Linked DNA regions of Homo sapiens: all the other regions are linked to region 1. A link is a loop called in an ENCODE intact Hi-C map of the cell type or tissue named here. Cell type or tissue: A673. All regions are shown on one strand. Region 1 overlaps SH3RF2 (SH3 domain containing ring finger 2). Region 2 has its middle 10 kb from the start of SH3RF2. Region 3 overlaps SH3RF2 (SH3 domain containing ring finger 2).

Region 1 (2,500 bases):
AAGGGCAGTGTTTGTGTCACTGAGACCATAGAGGGGTAGACATAATTTGGAGAATCAATGGAATCCAATAGGAAAACTTTGAAATGTTTCTAATTTTTAATCACCAGCAGGGTCCAAGCTTTTCATTTAAATTTATCTGATGGAGAAATCAAGATGGAAGCCATAGGGAGAAGCACTTTTAGCTTTGCAAAAAGAAAAATGAATTTTATGCTCATTTTGAAGACTTTCAGAACCTATTCAATTTTTAATGCATCAAACATAAAGCAACTTTTTGTTCAGATTTTTCTTACTATAAAAGGTTATATGTAAATTTGTAGAAACATTTGAAAATACAGATAAGCAAAACAAGGAAAATATTTTACCACAATAAAGATACAATCACTGTCAACAGCTTGAATAACACATTTTTTCCAGATTCTTTTCTATCAAGACAAAACATACATACATATAAACATACATATTTTTAAAAAACTTTTCCAAAAACATACACACATGCATAGAATAAAGTGCACAAATCTTGAGAAATTTTACATTTGAATATATCCATGAAATCCCTGTTCAGATGAAGGTATAGAATCCTCCCAGCACCCAGAAGGTTCCTTTGTGCCCTTTCCCACCACCTGTTAAGAGGCAACCACTACTCTGACTTCTACTACTATACATTTATTTTGTCATTATTTTGTTCCTGTACCTCACACAGATGAAGCCATATGGGACACAGTGATTTTTTTAATTTAATGCCATTTTAGAAACACCTTTCCTTGTCCATAAACCATTCATCAAGTTCAACCTGTATATTCATCCACTAAAGACCTTCTGATCTCTCTGACATTCTGTTCCATGCTCCTCAGGAATTAGGATTGATTTAAATTTAAATCTGTTACTGCATTATACCCTTTCTTAGCTTCCTCTTACACAGCGGTACCCAACCTTTTTGGCACCAGGGACTGGTTTTGTGGAAGACAATTTTTCCTCAGATGCAGGGGGTAGGAGGTGGGGATAGAGGGTAGAGGATAGGGAATGGTTTCAAGATAAAACTGCTCCACCTCACATTATCAGGCATTAGATTCTCATAAGGAGCACCTAATTTAGATCCCTTGCATGCGCAGTTCACAATAGGTTTCACGCTCCTATGAGAATCTAATGCTGCCACTAATCTGACAGAAGGTGGAGCTCAGGCAGTAATGCGACCCATGGGGAGCAGCTATAAATACAGATGAAGGTTTGCTCACTTGCCCACCTCTCACCTCCTGCTGTGCGGCCCGTTTCCTCACAGGCCACGGACTGGTACTGGTCGGTGGTCCTGGGGTTGGGGGCCCCTGCTCTTACACATGTGCAATTATGCATTTATAGGTTATCCTTCCTTCCTTCCTTCCTTCCTTCCTTCCTTCCTTCCTTCCTTCCTTCCTTCCTTCCTTCCTTCCTTTTCTTTCTTTTTTAATTTTTAGATGGAGTCTCGCTCTGTTGCCCAGGCTGGAGTGCAATGGCGCGAACTTGGCTCACTGCAACCTCCGCCTCCTGGGTTCAAGCGATTCTCCTGCCTCAGTCTCCTGAGTAGCTGGGATTACAGGCACGCGCAACCACGCCTGACTAATTTTTGTATTTTTAGTAGAGTCGGGGTTTCGCTATGTTGGCCAGGCTGGTCTCAAACTCCTGACCTCAAGTGATCCGCCTGCCGCGGTCTCCCAAAGTGCTGGGATTGCAGGCGTGAGCCACCGTGCCAGGAGGTTATTATTTCTTTAATGTCGGTCTACCCTATCTGACTATAAACTTCATGTGTGCAGGGCCTATGTCTGTTTTGTTAATCTTTGTTTTCCCTAGCACCTAACACAGTGGCTCCCTTTTAGTAGTCAGCCAATAAGTTTATTGAATGCATGCATGCATGAATAAATACATGACGTTGAATAAATTACACAATTTACTGAGCTAGAAAGCACTAGGAAAAGAACAGCTTTGGGAAGGAAGATCTTGAGTTTAATTTGGATATGCTGAGTTTAGACCATGAGATTTCCTAGAAGTCTGTGTATTTCACAGCCTTCCAGAATGGGTCAAATCCTCTCTTTTGGTTTCTTTGTCATAATTTCCCATTTATATGTCTGTTTCTTCCACTAGATTGCCAGCTCAGTGTAGGTAAGAACAATGACTCATCACTTTATCTCCAATGGCCAGCTTGGCACATGGATGGGCTCAAGAAATGAATGAGTGTGTGAAGTAAGTGCCCCAGTTTACAAATTCCCAGAAAGGGTGAGAGAGGCAGACGATGATACTTCCTTATGTCTTCCTCCAGCTGTGTGTCTAATGCCTGGCACAAAGTAAATAATAAATATTTGTGGAATTGAACTGACTTTCCTCTAGCTGTAGTCTAGGTCTACACTTTGCTGTTTGGGCTGTAGAATGACCTTCCTTAGGAGTCTCGCTCTGAGGTTCCACGGCAATAATAAAGATCATTATCTCAAAATATGGAGGGCAGAGAGGTTGTCTAGTTTGAGAAAACCTGAAG
Region 2 (2,500 bases), 76 kb after region 1:
TTATCTACCATGATCAAGCGGGCTTCATCCCTGGGATGCAAGGCTGGTTCAACATACGCAAATCAATAAACGTAATCCAGCATATAAACAGAACCAATGACAAAAACCATATGATTATCTCAATAGATGCAGAAAAGGCCTTTGACACAATTCAACAACGCTTCATGCTAAAAACTCTCAATAAATTAGTTATTGATGGGACATATCTCAAAATAATAAGAGCTATTTATGACAAACCCACAGCCAATATCATACTGAATGGGCAAAAACAGGAAGCATTCCCTTTGAAAACTGGCACAAGACAGGGATGCCCTCTCTCACCACTCCTATTCAACATAGTGTTGAAAGTTCTCGCCAGGGCAATTAGGCAGGAGAAGGAAATAAAGGGTATTCAATTAGGAAAAGAGGAAGTCAAATTGTCCCTGTTTGCAGATGACATGATTGTATATGTAGAAAACCCCATCGTCTCAGCTCAAAATCTCCTTAAGCTGATAGGCAACTTCAGCAAAGTCTTGGGATACGAAATCAATGTGCAAAAATCACAAGCATTCTTATACACCAATAACAGACAAACAGAGAGCTAAATCATGAGTGAACTCCCACTCACAATTGCTTCAAAGAGAATAAAATACCTAGGAATCCAACTTACAAGGGATGTGAAGGACCTCTTCAATGAGAACTACAAACCACTGCTCAAGGAAATAAAAGAGGATACAAACAAATGGAAGAATATTCCATGCTCATGGGTAGGAAGAATCAATATTGTGAAAATGGCCATACTGCCCAAGGTAATTTATAGATTCAATGGCATCCCCATCAAGCTACCAATGACTTTCTTCACAGAATTGCTAAAAACTACTTTGAAGTTCATATGGAACCAAAAAAGAGCCTGCATTGCCAAGTCAATCGTAAGCCAAAAGAACAAAGCTGGAGGCATCACACTACCTGACTTCAAACTATACTACAAGGCTACAGTAACCAAAACAGCATGGTACTGGTACCAACACAGAGATATAGACCAATGGAACAGAACAGAGCCCTCAGAAATAATGCCGCATTTCTAAAACCATCTGATCTTTGACAAACCTGACAAAGACAAGAAATGGGGAAACAATTCCCTATTTAATAAATGGTACTGGGAAAACTGGCTAGCCATATGTAGAAAGCTGAAACTGGATCCCTTCCTTACGCCTTATACAAAAATTAATTCAAGATGGATTAAAGTGTAATACATTTTTAAAAGATATTAAAAATGCTTAAATCATTACAGATTTACTAAAACATCTGCAACAGGGGGAGTTAAATCCTATAACCCTAATAGCTTATGCATTACAGTTGATAAGATAGCCATTAAAAAAATAATAAACTTCACAGCTCTGAAACTGCTGTAATTAGACGTTAATCCATGACAGATACTGTGCCTTACTAAAGAAAAGTAAGTGATAAATCATTTCACTCCTAACCTGTCTTTCTCCCTTTCTTTCACTGTTTCCTTTCTGATGAAATCAGTAAATGTTTTGATTCAAAACCAGGAGCAGGATGCAACCTTAATTCTTATTAAACTCAGGGCAAGTCTGTGCAAAAGCTGACAGTTTGCTCAGACAATTGGGTAACCACAATCTTGTTTTTTTTTTGTCACACAAGTGAGAAAGTTGCAAAATTCAGTAATTCCCCAAGTGCTCTGATTAGTGCAAGATGTCTCTTTTTATGAGTAGGCCTTCCAGGATAATGTGAAATACAGGAGAAACAAATTTTTTTCCCTTATTAAAAAAGAATTAGAATGATTTTCTATAACTGACTGTAAATAACATCTGTCAAAGCAATTAGACATTTTTTAGGGTGCCATGTGATGGTGTTAATTATGTATTAGTTATATGATATTCATTATTTACTCACTTGTTCTTATAAATTGTGTCTCTCTTTCACACAATCTACATCCCATGGTGCAGGAACCATGTCTGTGTCATTAATTTGTGTCTGACACAAGTAGGTGCTTAAAAAATATTTGCTGAGTGATGAGGATGACTCATTTGTGTTTGGAATTCTTATTGCATTCCTAGGGAGAAAGCTTGCGACTTGGAATCTGGAGACATGCTTTAGAAACTTAGCTTCACCAGTAACAGCTCTGTGACCCTTTGTGTTCAAAAGCTCTAGGCCCCATCCATAAAAATGCAATCAGTAACAAGTACTTCCCAGGCTTGTCATAAGGAATAAATTTCCTAATACATGTTGGTAAAACAATGTCTGGTCCATAGAAAGTGCTCAAAAGATATAGATATTAATTGACAATATCTGAATTCTTTCTGTTTTAGCTATAGTTTATCTTTTTCTGGCATCATTTCTAACTTATGGTAGTTATGAACATACACTCTGGAGTCAGATGGCTGGTGCCATCTTATTAAATAAGAGTGTGACCTACAGCAAATTACTTAAACATGCTGTGCTTGGTTTTCTCATCTGTGAGACCGGAATGGTAATAATAGCACTTGCTCCATAGGAT
Region 3 (2,500 bases), 63 kb after region 1:
CATGGTTGCAAAAAAGATAGGTAATATTTTTGGGAGCAGAGGCACGTTGCAGAACAGCAGCCATATTGACATCCAGAAATAGGTTTGTTCATATCCCCACTGAGGAAGGCAAAAGGAATGAGAGGAGTCACTTCAAGAAAGGATAGTTAGGACATAAAGGAATTGGGAAGTGGGGGTGCCAGCTCTGCTCTCTTGCAGAGCATCTTTCTAGCCCAGGTCCTGCCTGAACACAGGAGCCCTTGAGTTTCAGCCTCACCACAGGACTTGGTCCAGAGCAGCTTGGAGGGTGGGCACAGACGATAGTCTGATGTTATAAGTCCCTGCAAAAGAATTCCAGAGAGACCCAGTATCTTAATGGCTGTCTCTTATGTACAACCAGCTCTCACCTCAATTCCCTGTGCCAGAAGGGCCCTGAGAATCCTCTATAGTTCAAAAACTTGGTAGCTGTGGATCCATTCATCGCTACCTGTCCTTTGCAACACAGTCACATTGAGAAAGATGTAAACCACAACAAAAATATTCCAAGCTGATAAGGGAACTGCCTCCTCCCAGTGTGACACCGTTTCCTGAGTAAGTGATGATACTCCGCTGAAAGGCAGGTCAGACTTCTGCAAGGTGGGGAAGGGAAGAGGTTGCTAGGTCTTAGGAATTCAAGGGGGATTTGCTGACCCAGAGATAGAGCTCTTTTCTCTACAAACAAGGCATGTTTGAGAACAATTTGCTTCCCCACCCCTACTTCGCCATTTCCAGACCTGTGGATTCTGATTGATGACTAGACCAGGGGTAGTGGAGGGACTTAAAAAGAGTTCCAAACCCTTTTCTGGAATGTGTCACTTACAAGCACAATGGCAATAAAAAGCCTACAGTGAAGAAATCAAGGGTGTACAGTGAAAAAATGTCCTGCTTCTTCCCACCCTCATTGTTGAATGTTTACACATGCGCCATGGGTGGTTTAAAGATGCAGTGAACCCAGGAAGTGGTAGCTCTTAGAAGGAAAATTTCGGAAAGTTGTTCCAAATGCGTATCACAAGCCACTCCTCACTCCTGAGTAAGGAAGCAGTCCTGCAAGACCCTCCCACACGTTATTCCTCTTCAGAGCAGGGAGATGTGGGACACTGCTGCCAGCATTTAGACTCTAATGCTTGCTCTAGGTAAGACTTCAAGGAATGTAGCTTTGATTTTCTAAGTATGCCAATGGCCCAAGCCACAGCTTTCCGTGTCCACTTTTTTACACTGACTCCAGGGGTGACAGTGCAAATAATTCTGCTGGACTCACAAGGACCATGTCCTTCTTTCCAGATGTGCCCTTACACATTATCCCACAACAAGGTTCATAGCCAGGTCAGATAAAGTCCTCGGGGTGTGCTTTCAGCGCTGGACAGAGCGATTCCCATTATCCAAACATGAAAAGCATTAATCTCCTGTGAGGCGTAACTGGGTCTGTTTGGTTTTTTAATTGCAGCCCCTGCTGTGTATCTTCTCTGTATTTCATTCATTTTGCAAAATGAGACACATCTGCAGAGCTCCTATACACAGCTGAAGCACTTCACAGCCCAGCCTTTGCTATCAATCAGTCCACCCACATAGATGCTTCCCTCCTGCACTATCTCCCGCGTCAAGTATCTTGATAGCTTGGAACAGATTATGAATGAGTATTGCCATAATAGCACTTTATGACTAGGGGTGGGAAGATGGATTTGGGTAAAATTCAAACAAAACCTGACATTTGGAAATTTCTGAGAGATCTCAAAAGCAACAAGCAGTTGGATTTGTTTTCTCTCTTTTGTTTCTCCCCACCCTCCGTGCATTTCCCAGGCACTAGTTTGGCCTCAGAACAGCAGAAGTGAAACACCAAAAATATAATCTAAAAGGCTTTCCTTGTTCTACTACTTTCTGGACTAGAGGAAAGGAGAACCTAGGAAGCTTTAATAGTTCTAAAGAGAATTCTTAGATGGATTAGATAGGCTCAGGTTTTCATTGTATTTGAGTAAAATGATCACTGCCCACAGAAACTTATCACTGGGAAATCAACAGCAGCACTCTGGAATGTAACTAAAAGAAGATAATCTCTAGCTCCTTGTATACACAAATCCAACCTCTATGTGGACATGATATTAGCAAATAAGATCTCTCTTACCCCATCCATGTGGATTCTGACATTAGGCACTAGCCGGAAAGGACTGGCCTGCAGACGTCTGGGGTTGGTCCTGCTTTTCCTGCCATCCTGCAAGGTCATCGTGCCAGGCCTGCGGAAGGAGCCCCCTCTCCCGGAGCTCTGCCCTGAGCGCACTCCATCCAGAAGGCGCACGAGCAGCAGGTTGGCCGGCAGCGCCTCAATGTTGGAAAACACAGGCGTCCTGCATTCGGGGCACCGCAGCTCTTTGTGGGCCTTGAAAACCCTCTGTAGACATGGTTTGCAGAAGGTGTGCTGGCAAGGGAGGACTTTGGCTGTGACATCGAGCTTCTCAAAGCACACAGGGCACTCCAGAAGATCAAGTAA

What was found. Hi-C counts contacts between places; a loop is a spot of excess contacts. Peaks named below come from ENCODE experiments on the same cell type or tissue, not always from the same donor. Only the 100,000 strongest peaks of a DNase experiment are listed, where the experiment ranks them.
Region 2: a loop joins it to region 1, with 6 times the contacts of the local background. A loop is called at or near these places in 3 of 110 quality-filtered maps.
Region 3: it touches region 1 in a loop (4-fold over the local background); 3 of 110 quality-filtered maps call a loop at or near these places.

What each region holds. Positions count from the first base shown.
Region 1 is chr5:146,001,396-146,003,895 of GRCh38, reverse strand. All of the region lies in intron 3 of SH3RF2 (SH3 domain containing ring finger 2), which reads right to left. The region is part of intron 2 of LOC107986458 (a long non-coding RNA gene); the gene reads left to right. Among named protein-coding and RNA genes, the nearest start is that of SH3RF2, 66 kb to the right of the region's middle. In A673, no CTCF peak of the experiment used is centred here; DNase peaks (open chromatin) are centred at 1,225 and 1,865; H3K27ac peaks cover 2,397 bases.
Region 2 is chr5:145,925,100-145,927,599 of GRCh38, reverse strand. It overlaps a transcript of GRXCR2 not described here. Among named protein-coding and RNA genes, the nearest start is that of SH3RF2, 10 kb to the left of the region's middle. In A673, no CTCF peak of the experiment used is centred here; DNase peaks (open chromatin) are centred at 1,559 and 2,049; H3K27ac peaks cover 1,663 bases.
Region 3 is chr5:145,937,944-145,940,443 of GRCh38, reverse strand. It overlaps SH3RF2 (SH3 domain containing ring finger 2), which reads right to left. Exons shown (of 10, transcript NM_152550.4): 2 at 2,138-2,500. All of the region lies in intron 3 of LOC107986458 (a long non-coding RNA gene), which reads left to right. Among named protein-coding and RNA genes, the nearest start is that of SH3RF2, 2.6 kb to the right of the region's middle. In A673, no CTCF peak of the experiment used is centred here; DNase peaks (open chromatin) are centred at 1,023 and 1,523; H3K4me3 peaks cover 2,149 bases; H3K27ac peaks cover 2,288 bases.